Linked DNA regions of Homo sapiens: region 1 is linked to region 2. Evidence: read pairs that join two places in POLR2A ChIA-PET (ENCODE). Cell type or tissue: A673. All regions are shown on one strand.

What was found. ChIA-PET counts read pairs that join two places held together with the same protein. Peaks named below come from ENCODE experiments on the same cell type or tissue, not always from the same donor. Only the 100,000 strongest peaks of a DNase experiment are listed, where the experiment ranks them.
Region 1: POLR2A ChIA-PET joins it to region 2 with 6 read pairs; 2 of 35 experiments call an interaction of 5 or more read pairs at or near these places.

What each region holds. Positions count from the first base shown.
Region 1 is chr14:58,627,111-58,635,110 of GRCh38, forward strand. It overlaps a transcript of DACT1 not described here. Among named protein-coding and RNA genes, the nearest start is that of DACT1, 6.9 kb to the right of the region's middle. RefSeq lists an enhancer at 1,060-1,946. In A673, no CTCF peak of the experiment used is centred here; no DNase peak of the experiment used is centred here; H3K27me3 peaks cover 2,570 bases.
Region 2 is chr14:58,914,944-58,922,943 of GRCh38, forward strand. The region is part of intron 3 of LINC01500 (long intergenic non-protein coding RNA 1500); the gene reads left to right. LOC124903325 (a long non-coding RNA gene) reads left to right here. Exons shown (of 2, transcript XR_007064195.1): 1 at 1-1,716; 2 at 2,388-3,113. Among named protein-coding and RNA genes, the nearest start is that of LINC01500, 91 kb to the left of the region's middle. In A673, no CTCF peak of the experiment used is centred here; a DNase peak (open chromatin) is centred at 4,428.

The DNA of each region.
Region 1 (8,000 bases), 290 kb before region 2:
ATGTTCTTTTGGAAGATAAATTGGACAGGATGACGACTTTTGGTAAAGACCAAAACCTTGGGCAATTACCTGGTGATATACAGGAACAAAGACTGTATGTATCTGTATTCTTCCCTGCTTGAGTTATTAACAAATAAAGTCCTTGCGTGGGTCACATGCTAAACTGCTCTCAGTTTTCTGTGTTTCTTCAACAGGAGCTGGTGTGCCAAGGATCCTCTTTCATTTCTATTGCCTTCCATAGCCAAGATGCTTATTGGGGGTCTTCAAAGGAGTGGGGATATTCCAAAGGGAAGGAGGGTGGAACGGGTTGGGTGACGTCGTTTGGATGTCAGAAGACACAACTGGTATAGATACAAGAGTAGTATGTGCTGTAATTCTAAATTGGGCTCAGCTCTATTAAAAACAGAAACTGAGGCTGGGTGCAGTGGCTCACGCCTGTAATCTGAGCACTTTGGGAGGCTGAGGCGGGCAGATCACGAGGTCAGGAGATCGAGACCATTCCAGCCAACATGGTGAAACCCCATCTCTACTAAAATACAAAAAATTAGCCAGGCATGGTGGCATGTGCCCGTAATCCCAGCTACTGGGGAGCCCAAGGCAGGAGAATCGCTTGAACCCAGGAGGTGGAGGTTGCAGTGAGCCGAGGTTGAGCCACTGCACTCCAGCCTGGGTGACAGAGTGAGACTACTTCTCAAAAAAAAAAAAAAAAAAAATTCCAAAAACAGACACTGAATTCCTTCATGTAGAAATGAGCTAAAAAGGAAAGGAAAAGGTGTGCATGGAAGCTCGGGGCTCTTTTTCTGTGTTGGTTTTTCTAAGCCAGTGAAATCCCCCAGGTGCACGGTGCAGCGTGATGCATACAGGGACACCCCCCCGTGGTGCAGCAGAACCAAGTTTTCCTCCCTCTGTTCTGACCGAAGCAGCTGCTGGCAGTTGGCAAGGTATGATCCAGCCTTCCTGGGAAGAGCCCAGTATCATTCAGAATATATTTGGGTCTGCTGGGTACATGTTCAGCAGGACAGAAGGGCTTGGAGTTTGAACACTTTTTAACGTAAATATTTCTGTGCTCAGGCAGGTGGGCTTGCACAGTTAGAAAAGCCCTCACCCTAGTGGACATGGTATTTGTTTCATATTTTAATGCTAGTGATTTCTACCCCTTCCTCCAATTCAACAAACATTTATTAAACCTCTTGGAGGTGCTTAGGACTCTGTGAGGTGCTTGGAATCATAACAAAGAGGTAAACTTGAATTAACGACAAACCAAAGTGAACCAATTGTTCAAGAATCTTCTTAGGAATTAATTCCATTACTGGGAGCAATAAGAAAGTCACTTCCCATCCTCACACACACGCAACACACACACGTGTTCAGGTAGAAAAGCCCTCTAGGTAAAAATAGGCAGGGCTTTTTGCACAGTGCCCGCAGGCCTTGCCTGGGCGACCCATGATGAAATGCTGATTAAGCTGCTTTGTGCTCCACAATGGACTGATGGGTCGTTCTCTGTTTCTCCTCAACTTCAAACAGGCTGAGCGGTCTGAGTTTGTTTTAACTCCACTGAGCCCAAATGCCTTTTGTCTTTATCAGACTTTATTCTTATCTTTTCAGAAATGGAACTGTTTCTCTTTTTCCTGCTTCCTCACATTTTCCTATGAGGCACAAACTCACAAGAGACATGTCTGAAAGTGGAGCAGACAGGAAAAGCACCCATTTTGGTTTGTTTCTAAACGTCTATTTCTAGAATTTTCCAAGGTCAGTCCTTCTGGTGTGTCACAGACAGGGGATTCGATCTCAATCTACTTTGAAGGTGATTACATTAAATAAGCTTTTGTTGAGTATCTGCTTTGTATTGGGCTTCATTCTGAGAGAGTTAGAGATGATACAGAATTTATCCCTGCCCTTGAGGAGTTTAATTGAACAAGAGAGGCCACATTAATTAAGCTAAGAATTCACTTCTGAGTTTTCAAAGTCACATTCTTGGCTTCAGTGTTTCTATGCATAATGGCCGTAATTTTAATTTATGTAACATAGTGTTAAATTAACTTTAGCCTAAAGCCGCCTCCTTGCATTTTTAAATAAATAGAAATGGGGTCTCACTATGTTGCCTAGGCTGCAGTGCAGTGGCTACTCACAGGCACAATCTCGCTTCTGAACAGCACCAGAGTTTTAACCTCCTTACATATTTTAAGTTCAGCCTAAAAGTTTCTCCATATATAGTGAATCTTAACCTAACTGGATGTCCAAGCAGACTTGTAAACCACAGCAGATCAGTTTTAGTCAATCACAGGCAGCCAACTGTTTAAATCCTGTTCAAAAAGGCAAAAGCAAAGCTGTAACCAATCCCCCTGTTTCTGTACCTCACTTCTCTTTTCTGTATGGCACTTTCCTTTTTCTGCCCATAAATGTTATCTGACCATGTGGTAGCCCCAGGAGTTCCTCTAAACCTATTCTTGTTAGGGCAGTGTTGATCAAGTGGGGAGGGGTGCTGCCTGATTCAAGATTGTTCTTTGCTCAATAAAACTCTGTTAGACTGGGCTCAGTCGCTCATGCCTGTAATCCTAGCACTGTGGGAGGCCCAAGTGGGTGGATCACCTGAGGTCAGGAGTTTGAGACCAGCCTGGCCAACATGGTGAAACCCAGTCTCCACTAAAAATACAAAAACTAGCCGGGCGTGGTGGCGCATGCTTGTAGTCCCAGCTATCCAGAGGCTGAGCAAGACTCCACCCCCGTTCCCCCCCAAAAAACTCTGTTAAATTTAATTTGTCCAAAGTTTTTCTTTTAACAATAGTAAATTTAGTTGTTCATGAAAAATGGCTCTGACACACCCAAATAAAGGAAACCGAATCTAGACATTAGGGATGCTTTAACTAATTGGCAAGCTAGCTAATTTGGCTTAATGAGTTCTTTGCCTAGTACTTTGTTTCACACTTTTTTTTTTTTTTTTTTTTGAGACAGAGTTTCCCCCTGTCGCCTAGGCTGGAGTGCAGTGGTGCAATCTCAGTGGCTCACTAAAACATCCACCTCCCGGGTTCAAGTGATTCTTCTGCCTCAGCCTCTCAAGTAGCTGGGATTACAGGCGTGGGCCATCACACACAGCTAATTTTTGTATTTTTAGTAGAGATGAGGTTTCACCATGTTCGCCAGGCTGGTCTCGAACTCCCGGCCTCAAGCAATCTGCCCACCTCGGCCTCCCAAAGTGCTGGGATTACAGGCGTGAGTCACCGCGCCCGGCCCAGACTCTATGACTTTAGACATAAAGCATTCACCCAGTCCTGCCACTCACCTTGGAGAGTAAAGCTGCATTAGCAGTGGATCCAGCTCTCAAGAGGAGCTCACTGTCTACAGAACAATGAAAAGCAGAGGGGGCAGTAACTGGAGTCTTGTCCTGAGTGGCTGACAGAATCACTTCACTGCCTGATATTTAGAGTATCTTTGTCTTCCCACACCATGATATATTGCAAAGATTTTGGGAAATCTTCTTGTGCTCTTTGGATGAAAGGTGTGTTATATTAGGTCCATAAAAAGGTTTTGGATAAATTATAGAAAAAAATTGATAATGATGATAATAATGCCATCTAGCATTCATTGAGTGCTTATTATATGTCTGGCACTAAACTAATGATGAAAATACATCTCTAATCTGTAACTATCTTATATCTGGTAGTCCCAAAATTGTCAAAATATTCATTTCTAAATGGGGCCTGTTTATAATCTGCAATTGTTAATTTGGGTGATGGGTTCATGGTGATTAATTATACCATTTTCCCTACTTTGGTGCTTTGAAATTTTCCCTAATAAGAGGCTAGGCAAAAAAGGAAGAGGCTAAGCTTCATAAACCATATTCCAGGATGTACTGTGTACGAAACCCTTCACAATAGCTGTCTGTGAATTAAGAGCAAGCCCATTTTACAAATAAGGCAGCTGAGGTTCAGGTTAAATTACTTGTTGAAAGAGTTGAACCCTGGCCAAAATTTATATTCTTCCCCATATACCCTGCTCCTGTTCTACTGGGCCATATGGTTTCAAAGAACAGACCTCTGTGTTTTATCTTGGCAGCACTGCAGTACCCAGATTTCTGTCCTTGAGTGGGTGGATCTACTTATAGCTCAAAATAAAGGTTTTTTTTTTTTTTTTAATGTAATGTATATGCCTTATGAAAACTGTCAAGGCAATTATGGTGGCTAATGATAATTTTTATCTCATAAGAATGTCCTTGTCCTTGATTGTATATTCTATGTGTGAGTGTGTTTGTGCACATGTGTGTATAACATTTGGAACTTTGGGGTCCACCTCCCTCTTAGGTTGGTGGTGATTTAGGCATTATTTTACTGATGAGAAAAACAAGGCTCAGAGAGGTCAAAGTTGGCAAAACCAGTGTATGGTGAACATAATGGAGTGGCAGAATGTGGTGCATCAGGAGTTAATCCAAACTGGCGGGATTCCGAAATCTCTGTCTTTCCACCACCTCAGTAAGTGCCACATTAGAATCGGATTCTTTCTTCTAAGAAAACAGCTTCTATTAAAGCCAAGAGTGGGTAAACCAAATTCCTCTATAGGACCAAACTGAACAGAAGCGAATTGTCCCATCTGTTGTCAAAACCACCCTCCCGGACTTCAAAGCATCTCGGCTCAGGAGGGAGAAGTCCCTGGGCGGGGGCGGCCAGAGGGAGATGGAAGTAGAGCCCCTAGGCTTCCTATCGGTCCCTTCAGGTCTCTGAGCCGCACGCAGCCACTGACTGTCATCCCAGCCGACTTCTCTTTGAATCTGAGGCTCTTCACGACCCCCATCCTTTCCCTTAGCCCAAACATACACTCTGGGCCCGACTTCTGTTTGAAGTGGATGTGCTACTCTTCACACTGCACCCTGCGGAGGTGCCACGGGATTAGAGGAGGCGGCGCCCCGTGGGGCAAGGCGACCCGAGCCGGGCCAGCAGTGTGCATTTTCAGCCTCTCCCGGGGTGATAATGGCATTCTGGGCTTTTCCACAGGGATCCCTAAGCCCCTGAGGGGTCTTAATTAAAGAGGCTGTGCGGGTCTTGGAGGCCAACACGGGCCAGGAAATCAGTATGGGAACTTGTTTAGAGTTCTTGCCTGGCCTCAGAGAGGCTGGGTTCACAGGAGCAAAGGAGATGGAAAAGTTGGACCAAATGTCTATATCCTAAATCAAAAGCCTCCACTTTCATGTTAATAATCTAGGGCTCTCCCACAAAATGTCACTTCATTGATCATTTCTGTATGCTATGTAGAAACGATCAGAAAACCATACTGGAAATTGCTCATAGTACCATGGGTTGGAGTGATGCTTTCTCTTTCACCTTTCTGGGATTATTCTGAGGAAAAGGTAGTACTAGATCAGTGCGGTACTTAAGTTATCTTAAAACTTATTTACATGTACTAGTTACTCCCTTTCAGTGGAAGATATTTAGATGAAATATTGAACTGTTTTGCTATACAGCAAGTATCTTCCTAAAGAAATTTCAAATGTGGCTTTAAGGAGAATAAATATTTTTTAAAAAAAGATAACACAAAGTAAAATATAAGATCTCCTTCCCCAGAAAAAACTTAAGGATTATAAAGGTCAGTAATATATTTTTGTGATTTGAGTATGACTTTTTGGATATAATCATAGAATATATCTGTTTAAAAATATTATTTTGCAAATTGTGATAGTTTCACAATTTGTAAATGCACACATACACACTTATGTATGTGGTTATATAATTAGTGCCAGTTTACCTTCTAGACCATAAGCTCTGTGAACGTAGGGACTATATCTGACTTGTTTACCCACTGTATTCCCAGTGCCTGGTATTAGGTACTCAATAAATATCTGTGAGTGAATATTCAAAGAGGTGCAGTGTAATTATGATGGTACATATTTGTTTTTATCCCAGGAAAATGCCTTTTTAAAAAAAATTAATATTTCAGTTATTAAGTATTCAGGTTATAAATTTAGATGTTGTTTTAAGAAAGTACTAATGTCTGTATATAAAAATGTGATTGAAAAGATTCTATGAATTATGAAATCATATATGCAACTGTTTGCCAGTTTGTGAAATTAAATCTTTTTTTTTTTTTTTTTGAGACAGTCTCACTTTGTCGCCGCTGGAGTGCAATGGCGCGATCTCGGCTCACTGCAACCTCCACCTCCCGGGTTCAAGCGATTCTCCTGCCTCAGCCTCCTCAGTAGTTGGGATTACAGGCGCGTACCACCACGCCCGGGAAATTTTTGTATTTTTAAGTAGAGACGGGGTTTTGCCATGTTGGCCAGCCTGGTCTCGAACTTCCGGACTCAAGTGATCTGCCCATCTCAGCATCCCAAAGTGCTGGGATTACAGGCATGAGCCACCACGCCTGGCCTGAAATTAAAATTTTTAAATAATTGGAGAAATGGTCCCAATAAAGCAGAGTAAGAGCAAAATCCACCTAATACAATTGGTTAAAGAAGCCACTTGTGTAATCCTAGCATTTTGAGAAGCCAAGGCGGGTGCACTGCCTGAGCTCAGGAGTTCAAGACCAGCCTGGCCAACACGGCAAAACCCATCTCTACAAAAAATATAAAAATTAGCCTGTAGTCCTAGCAACTTGAGAGGCTGAGGAAGGAGGATCACTTGAACCCAGGAAGTCATGGCTGCAGTGATCTGAGATCGTGCCACTGCACTCCAGCCTGCGTGATAGAGTAAAACCGTGTCTCAAAAAAAAAAAAAGCCACTTGTCTCTGAAACACTTTTAAATTTTGCTTTGAAATCAAATCCTTTCATTGTATTAGTACCACAGTATGTGGCTCTAGGTATTTGCACACATGGAACTCTGCACCTTCCATCTGTAAAGATGACCGGTAGAAATGGCAGAGCTAAGGGACAAAAGTCTGAGGCTGGTGGAGACTTAATCACCTTAATCAGTGATTACGACGGTGGGGAATGCAACTCACTTCCAGACATTCTAGAATCTTTGGAATCCACAGTGCTCTGCAGGAGGAAGCAGGAGCCTCTTGAAAAACTTACCACCAAACTTCATGGAATCACCCTGGCCTTCTTCAACAAAAACCTCTTTAACAGCACTAAAACACAGCTAAAAGGTAACCTTTTCATGTAGGATGGTTTATTTGGTAGTGTTTGGTTGTGCACCAGAGAGGATGGAAGGAGTTGTTTCATAGCCTTTCAAACAAGACCAGCATTGTCAAACATTTGCTGTTTCTTCTGCTATTCCCCTATTCCCTTCTGCCCTCAAAAGATGTTTAAAATTTTCAGGGCCATGATGTTGCCCCATTTTGCTACCACGCTTCTTTTTTCTTGATCTTTTGTTTCAATGTCTGCTTTCTTTCCCCTGTGTGCTCACTGAAGCCTGATTGTGGGGTCAAGCTATAATTAGTTTATATATGAAGTTTAATTCACTGTGGCTTTTTTGGCATTAGACTCAAATGGGCTTTGATGTCTGGCTGGGGCTTTGATCCCAGACCCTCGAATGGTGGTCATCTCTCCAGCTCAAAGGATTGCCCTTTACTCTTTTCCTCCTATTCGGAGACAGCTTTTCCCAATTACATCATTTGTGTTTGTTTGGCCATAAAAGCTGCAAGGCATCATTTTGTTGCTTTGCTTGATGGCAAAATGTGCAACTGATGCCCCTTACTTTGCTTGGCTGCAATAGAATGTTCACCGCTGGACAAGGCATTTGTAGAATGATGCTCAGACTTTGGTGGGGGTGCTGTTAGGAGCTGTTCTGCCTAAGGACAAAGCATCAGACTGTGTGATATGAGGGACATGTTCTGGCTCTGCCCAGGAAAGATCTTCAAGCATAAGTTAACACCACTGTAATATATTCAGCCAAGACTCTTTTTCATGCTGGCAACTTTATCTTACTCTCCAGATCATCCAGGCAGCAGGTCCACCCCATCGTTAGTGGTACACTTTCTGAGTGTCAATTAACAGTTTTTCTGAGCAGACAGGCGTGTCCAGGGAAAGCAAAAGAACCAACTAGGGCTGAACAACATTAGAAAGGAGATA
Region 2 (8,000 bases):
TAAATCCCTGTAAGGGATTACTATACTCTATATGATACATGTAAAGATCCAAACATAGTCCACTTATCAAAAGCACAATATCCTGAAGTAAATGATAGAGAGGGCAAAATGTGCAGCTGGATACTTCTCAATTTCTAATGACAAATTCAGCATATATTCAATAAATTGTCTTTTCCAGAACATTTCTGAAATTTTTAAATGAATGCAGTGGGCAGAAAATTGAAATGTAATTGAGTGACATCTTCTAATCATATATGCAGGGTGGAAATGGGAAATATAAATGGGAAATATAAACAGGAAAGTCAGCTCCATGATTTCTTTTTTATCACTCATGTTAAATGGCTCTCTGTATTGTTTTAGCCACCAAACAAAGCCATCAAGGTTTTCTATGAAGGTAAGCTGGTTTTATCTTGGAAGGATGAGTTATAAATGATAGTATTGTATATGCAATTGTGAGTTTCCTATCTTTCTGCTGGCATATTATTTCATTTCAATTAAAAAAAATCTCCTCTAGAGAAGCTGTAATAAAATCAACACTGAATAAAAGGAATGTGATTAGAGAATGCAGGGTTTTAAACCATTTAATTTCGAGAGTTTGGAGACCCTCACTTCGTGTGTGTGTGTTTTGCAGTCTCCCATCATGACCTGGACTAAAGGGGGCTGCTAACAGTATTTGGCATTCCCGAGTGAGCACCTTTGGTGACACCTTCAAATGCTCAGTATATCTGTATGAAAAACACTCTTGCTTTATTTGCATGATTTTTTCCGTTGTAAGTTGTCTTAATAGAGTTTTCTGTGATAGGAATATGGAAATAGACATGTTATGATTCAAAAGCTGTCATCTTTTGTGGTCTAAGTTTTTGTTGACTGCATTTTCTTTCAGGAAATTACACTTAAGCCATCTTTCATAATTCCCTTGGAGTCTGTGCTGCTTGACCACATTATAACAAGATGCTTTTGATCCTTTGATAATTAAATGCTCTACTGAATGGTGAGAGAGACGGATCTGCCTTGTATTAAATTCTCCTCTAAGGAGAAAGGAGGTTAATGACACCTCCAGATAGTAATAGGTAGTATTACTATAAGATAATGAGCAAATTGCCACAGGCTGGGCCTGGTATCTTTATACCATGAATATAAAATAGCATTTTATCTTTTTACCATGAATGAGTAAAGCACATCATGGTTCAAATTTTGCTTTCAGAAGGAATGCAGGCATCTGTAATTCTGTGAGCCAACTGTATTAAGTGGTTAATTTGTAGCTATTAGCTCCATTTGCCATATAGATTTCACTGTAAAAATAGTATTCTATGAAAGCCTAAATTCAAGCCTATAGACATCTACCTGATTGCTGGGACCAGAACTGGCACACCTTCTCAAAAGCTGCAGCCTCTTAGAGGTCCTTGGGAGGAGGACAGTGTGATGGTCAGTTTCATGTATAAACTTGGCAGGTTGTAGTCTCCAGTTATTTAGTCAAACACTAATCTAGGTGCTGCTGTGAATTTGTAAATGTGGTTAACATCTAAACTCAGTTGACTTTAAGTAAAGAAGATTACCCTCAATAATAGCGGTGGGGCCGCATCCAGTCAGTTGAAAGCTTTAAGAGCAAAAACTGGTTTCCCAGAGAAGAAATTCTGCCTCAAGACTGTAACTTCAAGTCCTGCCTGAGTTTTCGGCCTGCCCTACAAATTTGGACTTGTCAGCTCCCACAATCATGTGAGCCAATTCTTTAAAAAAAAAAATGTGTGTGTGTGTGTGTGTGTGTGTATATATACACACATATATATTTAAAATAAAACATTTATATATCTATATATTTAAAATAAAACACACACGTTTTAAGTATATCTGTGTGTGTGTGTGTGTGTGTGTCTGTGTGTGTGTCCTATTGGTTGTATTTCTCTGGAGAACCCTGACTGATACATATGGTAAAAGAAAGATAAAGGCAGGTGACTTGCAAATCCCAGAAGAGCTTATTGGGCCCTTGATGCAAGCAGCTACCATGGACATGGACTTAGCTAAACCCAGCAGCCAGGAGTAAATTTTGATGAGAATTTTTACAGGAAAGTACCCTCCTCACTGCAGCATGTTTAACAAGCCCCTTCCAATTCAAACCATCTCTTTGCACATTTTGTCCATCCCATTATAAACAGCGAGCAATATGTTAAAAATGGAAGCAACATGCTCTCAAATACAATCTTTGTTATCAGTTTGAAGATGCTAGTGTCTAGTGTTCTAATCCATGACAGACATGAACCAGTGGCCATACAATATGGAAAAAGATCATTAAATGTTAAGTGCTTCCAAATTCTTGACATCAGAGGTGCTTCTTAAAATCACAGTGTTCTCTTCAATAGCTAACTTTTTTATCTCTTATCTCTGCACAGCTGAATGTCTTGAGAAACTTGCCTACAACTCATGGCCTTCATTTCCATGGTTGCTGCCCACTTTGTTACCCAGTGCGATATGGTCTTAGTCCTACAGACACTGTTTTTGTTAACCTAACCAATAACCTTCCTGTTGTTAAATCTGAAGTGTACTTAGTCTTTCTTTTACTTAATGTAGTAGTTTGATCAATTCACAAATATTGGCCCCACGCTTATGCTACAAATCTCTTCCTTTGTCTTCTGCAACCAGTTCTCTCTGTTTGCATCCTGTTCATCTGCTGGCATTCCTTCAGGCTCCTTACGCCGACATAGTCTGTCCTGTATTGAACAGTGTCCTCCAAGAGGAATGTTGAAGTCCTCAGCCCTGGTAGCTGTGATGTGATCTCACATGGGAATTGGGTCTTAGTAGATGTAATCGAATTAAGATGAGGTTATTAGGGTGGATCCTAATCTGACCGGTGGTCTTACAAGAAAAGGAAAGCACCATGTAAAGATTCACACAGAGACAAGATAGCCATGTGACAACGGAGAGAGAAGTTGGAGTGATGCATCTTCAAATCCAGGAACGCTAAGGATTGATGGCAAATACCAGAAGCTAGAAGAGGAAGAGGCAAGGAAGGATTCTCCTCTACAGATTTTAGAGAGAACATGGCCCTGACAACTGCTCGATTTCAGACTTCTAGCCTCCAGAACTACGAGATAATAAATTTTTGTTTTATTAAGCCACCTAGTTTGTGGTACTTTGTCACAGCAGCCCTAGGAAATTAAGAACAGGTCCCACAGGACGGCCTGAAAATCAAAGTGCTTTTAGTATGTTCTCTATTGGAAGTTGCTTCCTCCAGCTAATAACATCTAGACTCATGTGTGAGCGTTTCTTGTAGTGGAAACAGGAAAGGTATGCTTATGATGAGCTGACACATGCACAGACTATGACTGACTCATGTCAAACTTGGAAGTGCAGCCATTCAGGCCTGTGGTAGTGGGGGTTTACACTACCTATCTGTCGGGACTGTTCTATTCATGGATTTGCCCCGAATGGCACACATCAGTCTGCCTCTTGTTTGCTTATGGTATCTGGGGATTTGACAATGACAAAAGGCCAATATAGTCTCAGGAAAGATTCTCACTGCTATATTCTACTGTTGAGGCTTTCTAGCTCAGTCGCTTTCTGCAGCTGAATTTCAGTCGGTAATACATTCAGTAAGAAACATGTCCTTGGGCAACTCTATTCTCAATGGAATTGTCTGATGAAGTGGGCTCTGTTAACTACTCAGGAGGCTTCATATGCTTTGATTACTGCTCATGAGATTTCTATTTCTTCAAGGAGCTTAATGAGGTTTTTTCTGGGGGGCAAAAATCATAAATTTCCATTTTTTAGTAGCTCTGCTGGTAGGAGTACAAATCATACATCCCTTTCATGGCCCATGAAACAATGTTTCTCATTTTTTTCTCTTGTGAGGTAGCAATGCAGATGTCATCTGGTCCATCTAAGAAATATTGAGAAAAGCATAATTAAATATAAATATTAATTACCTTTTTAAAGCCATATACTTTAAAACATGTAATTTCTTAAGTTTGCAAAGTATGTGATGTTGAATGTGCCTGAAGTAGGAATCAATTTCAATGGCCAAATGAAGGATTTTATAGCTTTAAAATATCTGCATTCATTTACTTTTAAAATTATAGAGGAAGGACAAAGTCTTTTTAGTAAATTCTTACTTATTAAAATGATTTTTTCTCTACATAAATCTTCCTTGATTTATGTATTATTTTTGCTTCTTTCATTTAAAACTACTTTCATAACTTAAATGATTTGAACTGAATTCACGGTTGACAGCCAAGTGTTTTGATAACTTTCCCCCTTAGTTTGATGGCAAATACATCATTGTGTGCTCGGCTGCTTGTCAGAGCACCAACAGTGGCATCCATTTCTCTGTGGAGGCCAGGAATATAAAAAAATATGCAATCGGAAGCATTCTAAATGTAATGGCAAATTTAGCTGATAGAACGTGCAGAATACTAATGAGCAGTCTGCTGGGCCTGCTGTGCACTCGCGCATCACAGACTGAGAATAATGACCTTGCTCAAGACTTAAGCAGAGAGTCATTGCAGTTAGCAACAAACAGATGTCTCTGATTACACTCCAGCCACCTAACCTCTCCTGGGACCTTGACATTAGCTGTACACATGAAAACTACTACCTCAGTTCAGGTCACGTATTTGCTCACTGCTGGGGGTGGGTCACAGACTAGGGGAAAGGTGGGGGAACAACCTTTAAATTCCACAACAGTCAAGCCTTAAAATGTCTTACCATGTTTACAGACAGATTCTTGAAGTTAATTTGAAAAGTTAAGTAAAACATCTATTCACTACTTTCCCTTGCTGTTTACAACCTTTAAAAATTAAAAAAAAAAATAAAGCATCTCTTAAGAAACATCTGCCTTCTATAAAAATCAAAAAGGACTTCTTTAAACAAAAAGAAGGGAAAGTATGAATAGAATTGGTAAATAACTTCCTCAAGATCTTTTTCCCCCTGTGGGTATGACGCAGAAACAGAAAAGCTTTATTATTGATGGTAATCAAACTTTGCTAAGCACTTTCCTGATTCTCATTCAACAAAGCTCAGAAGTTGCTATCATTTATGTACTATTTTAGAGATGAGGAAAGTGATGTGGTAAAGCTCAGTTTGTTTAAATAGCTAGTGAGGAGCAGAACTAGGATTTGCACAGAAGACAACACAACTTCAGCACCTGAGTCTTAACTGCTTTATTTCATTGCTTTTCTAGTTTTTCAAATGGCTTTCACTATTAAAATAAAGTTACAATTTCCTGTTGGAAATCCAATTAAATGTACAAAAAATTCTCATGATTCAGCATGACAGATCCACTATCTTATGGCCGGTGAGACTATAAACAAAGGATCAAAAGTTGATTTAAATTAAAAAAAAATTTTAAGTCAGACAGTTATTTTGGAAGGTTGTACTTTAAACAGATTTTCTTGGATATATCATCCCGCTGCTGGATAGGATGTAGAAGAACGTGAAAGACTCTACTGCCACCGAGATAAGAAGAAATCACTGGAAAAACAAACAAACAAACCACTTTCTAGAACCATAAACCTTCTACATGAAACATAGGACAATATTTTTATGGCCCTTCAAAGGCAAAGATTTTGACAGGACAAAAAGCACCAACCATAAAAGAAAAAAAAATGATAAAACAACTTAATCAAAAAGTAAAGGTTCTGAATTTCAAAAGAAATCATTAATAAAATGAAAAGATAAGCCACAGATTGGGAGAAAATGTTCATAATATATGTATTTGACAAAGGACTTCTATCTAGGATATGTAGGAAACTCCTACAGCTCAATAATAAAAAGACAAACAACCCCAGCCCAATGTCAAAAGACTTAGACACTTAACAAAAGAAGATATATGTTAGACAATAAGCACAGAAAAAGGTGCTTAGCATCACTGTTAGTGTATATAAAGATATGAAAAAATTAAAACCACAATAAGATACCATTTTACCTACTCTAATGGGTAAAATGAAAAAGACTGAAATACCATATATTCAAGAGTGCAAAGGAACTGGCACTGTCATACATTGCTGGCAGAAATGTAAACTGATAAACCATTTTGTAAAACTGGTCTTTCCTTACAAAGTTAAATTTACACCTACTTTATGACATATCAGTTTCACTCCTAGTTTTTTTATCCAAGGAAAATTACATATGTCCAAAAAATGCTTGTGCAAGAATGTTTGTAGCAGCTTTATTCATAATTCAAACCAGAAACAACCCATTAACTCAGAATGGATAAACAAACTGTGGTATAGGCATACCATTGAATACTTTAGAAAACTGTACATCAATAAAAAGGAATCAGCTATTACTACGTGGAAGGACATTAATAAATCTTTCAAAACGTTATGTTGATTCTGTTGGTAGAAATCCAATCCGTGGCTGTGTGGAGTGGGTGAGGACTGGCTTCAAGGGAGCAAGAAGAAATTTTCTGGGGTTATGGAAATGATCTATATCTTGAATATTGTGGTGATTACAGAGGTGCTACTTATACACTTTTAAAAATATATTAGACTATACAATTCTGGAAGTCCTAGACAGAGCAATCAGGCAAGAGAAAGAAATAAAAGGCATCCAAATAGGAAACAAAGAAGTCAAGCTACCTCTCTTCACTGACAACATGATTCTACACCTAGAAAACCCTAACGACTCCACCAAAAGGCTCCTGGAACTGATAAAGAACTTCAGTAAAGTTTCAGGATACAAAATTCAATATACAGAAATCAATAGCAAACAAACTCCAATAGCATTTAAGCTGAGAGCAAAATCAAGAATGCAAAACCATTTACAATAGCCTCCCTGCCGCCCTCCCCTGCCACACACACACACACACACACACACACACACACACACACACACCTCCTAGGAATACATCTAACCAAGGGGGTGAAAATATCTCTACACGGAGAACTACAAAACACTGTTGAAAGAAATCACAGACGATACAAACAAATGGAAAAACATCCCATGCTTATGGATTGGAAGAATCAATATCATTAAAATGCCCAAAAGCAATCTACAGATTCAACACTATTCCTATCAAACTACCAACATCATTTTTCACAGAATTAGAAAACACCATTCTAAAATGAATATGGAACCAAAAAAGAACCTGAATGGCCAAAGCAATCCTAAGCCAAAAAAACATAACAAAGCCAGAGGCATCACATTACCTGACTTCAAGATATTCTATAAGCCTACTAAAATAGCATGGTACTGGCACGAACACAGACGAATGGAACAGAACAGAGACCCAGAAAATAAAGCCACACACCTACAGCCATATGATCTTCAACAAAGTCAACAAAAATAAGCAATGGGGAAAGGACCATCAATAAATGGTGCTGGGGTAGCTGTCTATCCGTATGCAGAAGAATGAAACTGAATCTCTATCTCTCACCATATACAAACATTAAAACTCAAGATGAATTAAAGACTTAAATGTAAGACCTCAAACCATAGGAATTCTAGAAGGAAACTTAGGAAACACCATTCTGGACATTAGTCTTGGGAAAGAATTTATGACTAAGTTCTCAAAAGCAATTGCAACAAAAACAAAAGCAAAAGAAACTATCAACAGAGTAAACAGACAACCTACAGAATAGGAGAAAATATTTGCAAACTATGGATTCAACAAAGGTCTAGTATCCAAAAACTATAAGAAGCTTAAATAATTGAACAAGCAAAAAACAAATAATCCCATTAAAAAGTGGGGAAAAAAACATGAACAGAGACTTCTCAAAAGAAGACATACAAGCAGCCAATAAACATGTGAAAAAATTTTCCTCATCACGAATCATCAGAGACATGCAAATCAAAACCACAATGAGATACCATCTCACACCACTCAGAATGGCTATTATTAAAAAGTCAAAAAACAACAGATGCTGGCAAGGCTACAGAGAAAAAGGAATGCTTATTGCTGTTGATGGGAATGTAAAGTAGTTCAGCCACTGTAGAAAGCAGTTTGGAGATTTCTCAACGAACTTAAAACAGAACTACCATTCAACCTGGTAATCCCATTACTGGGT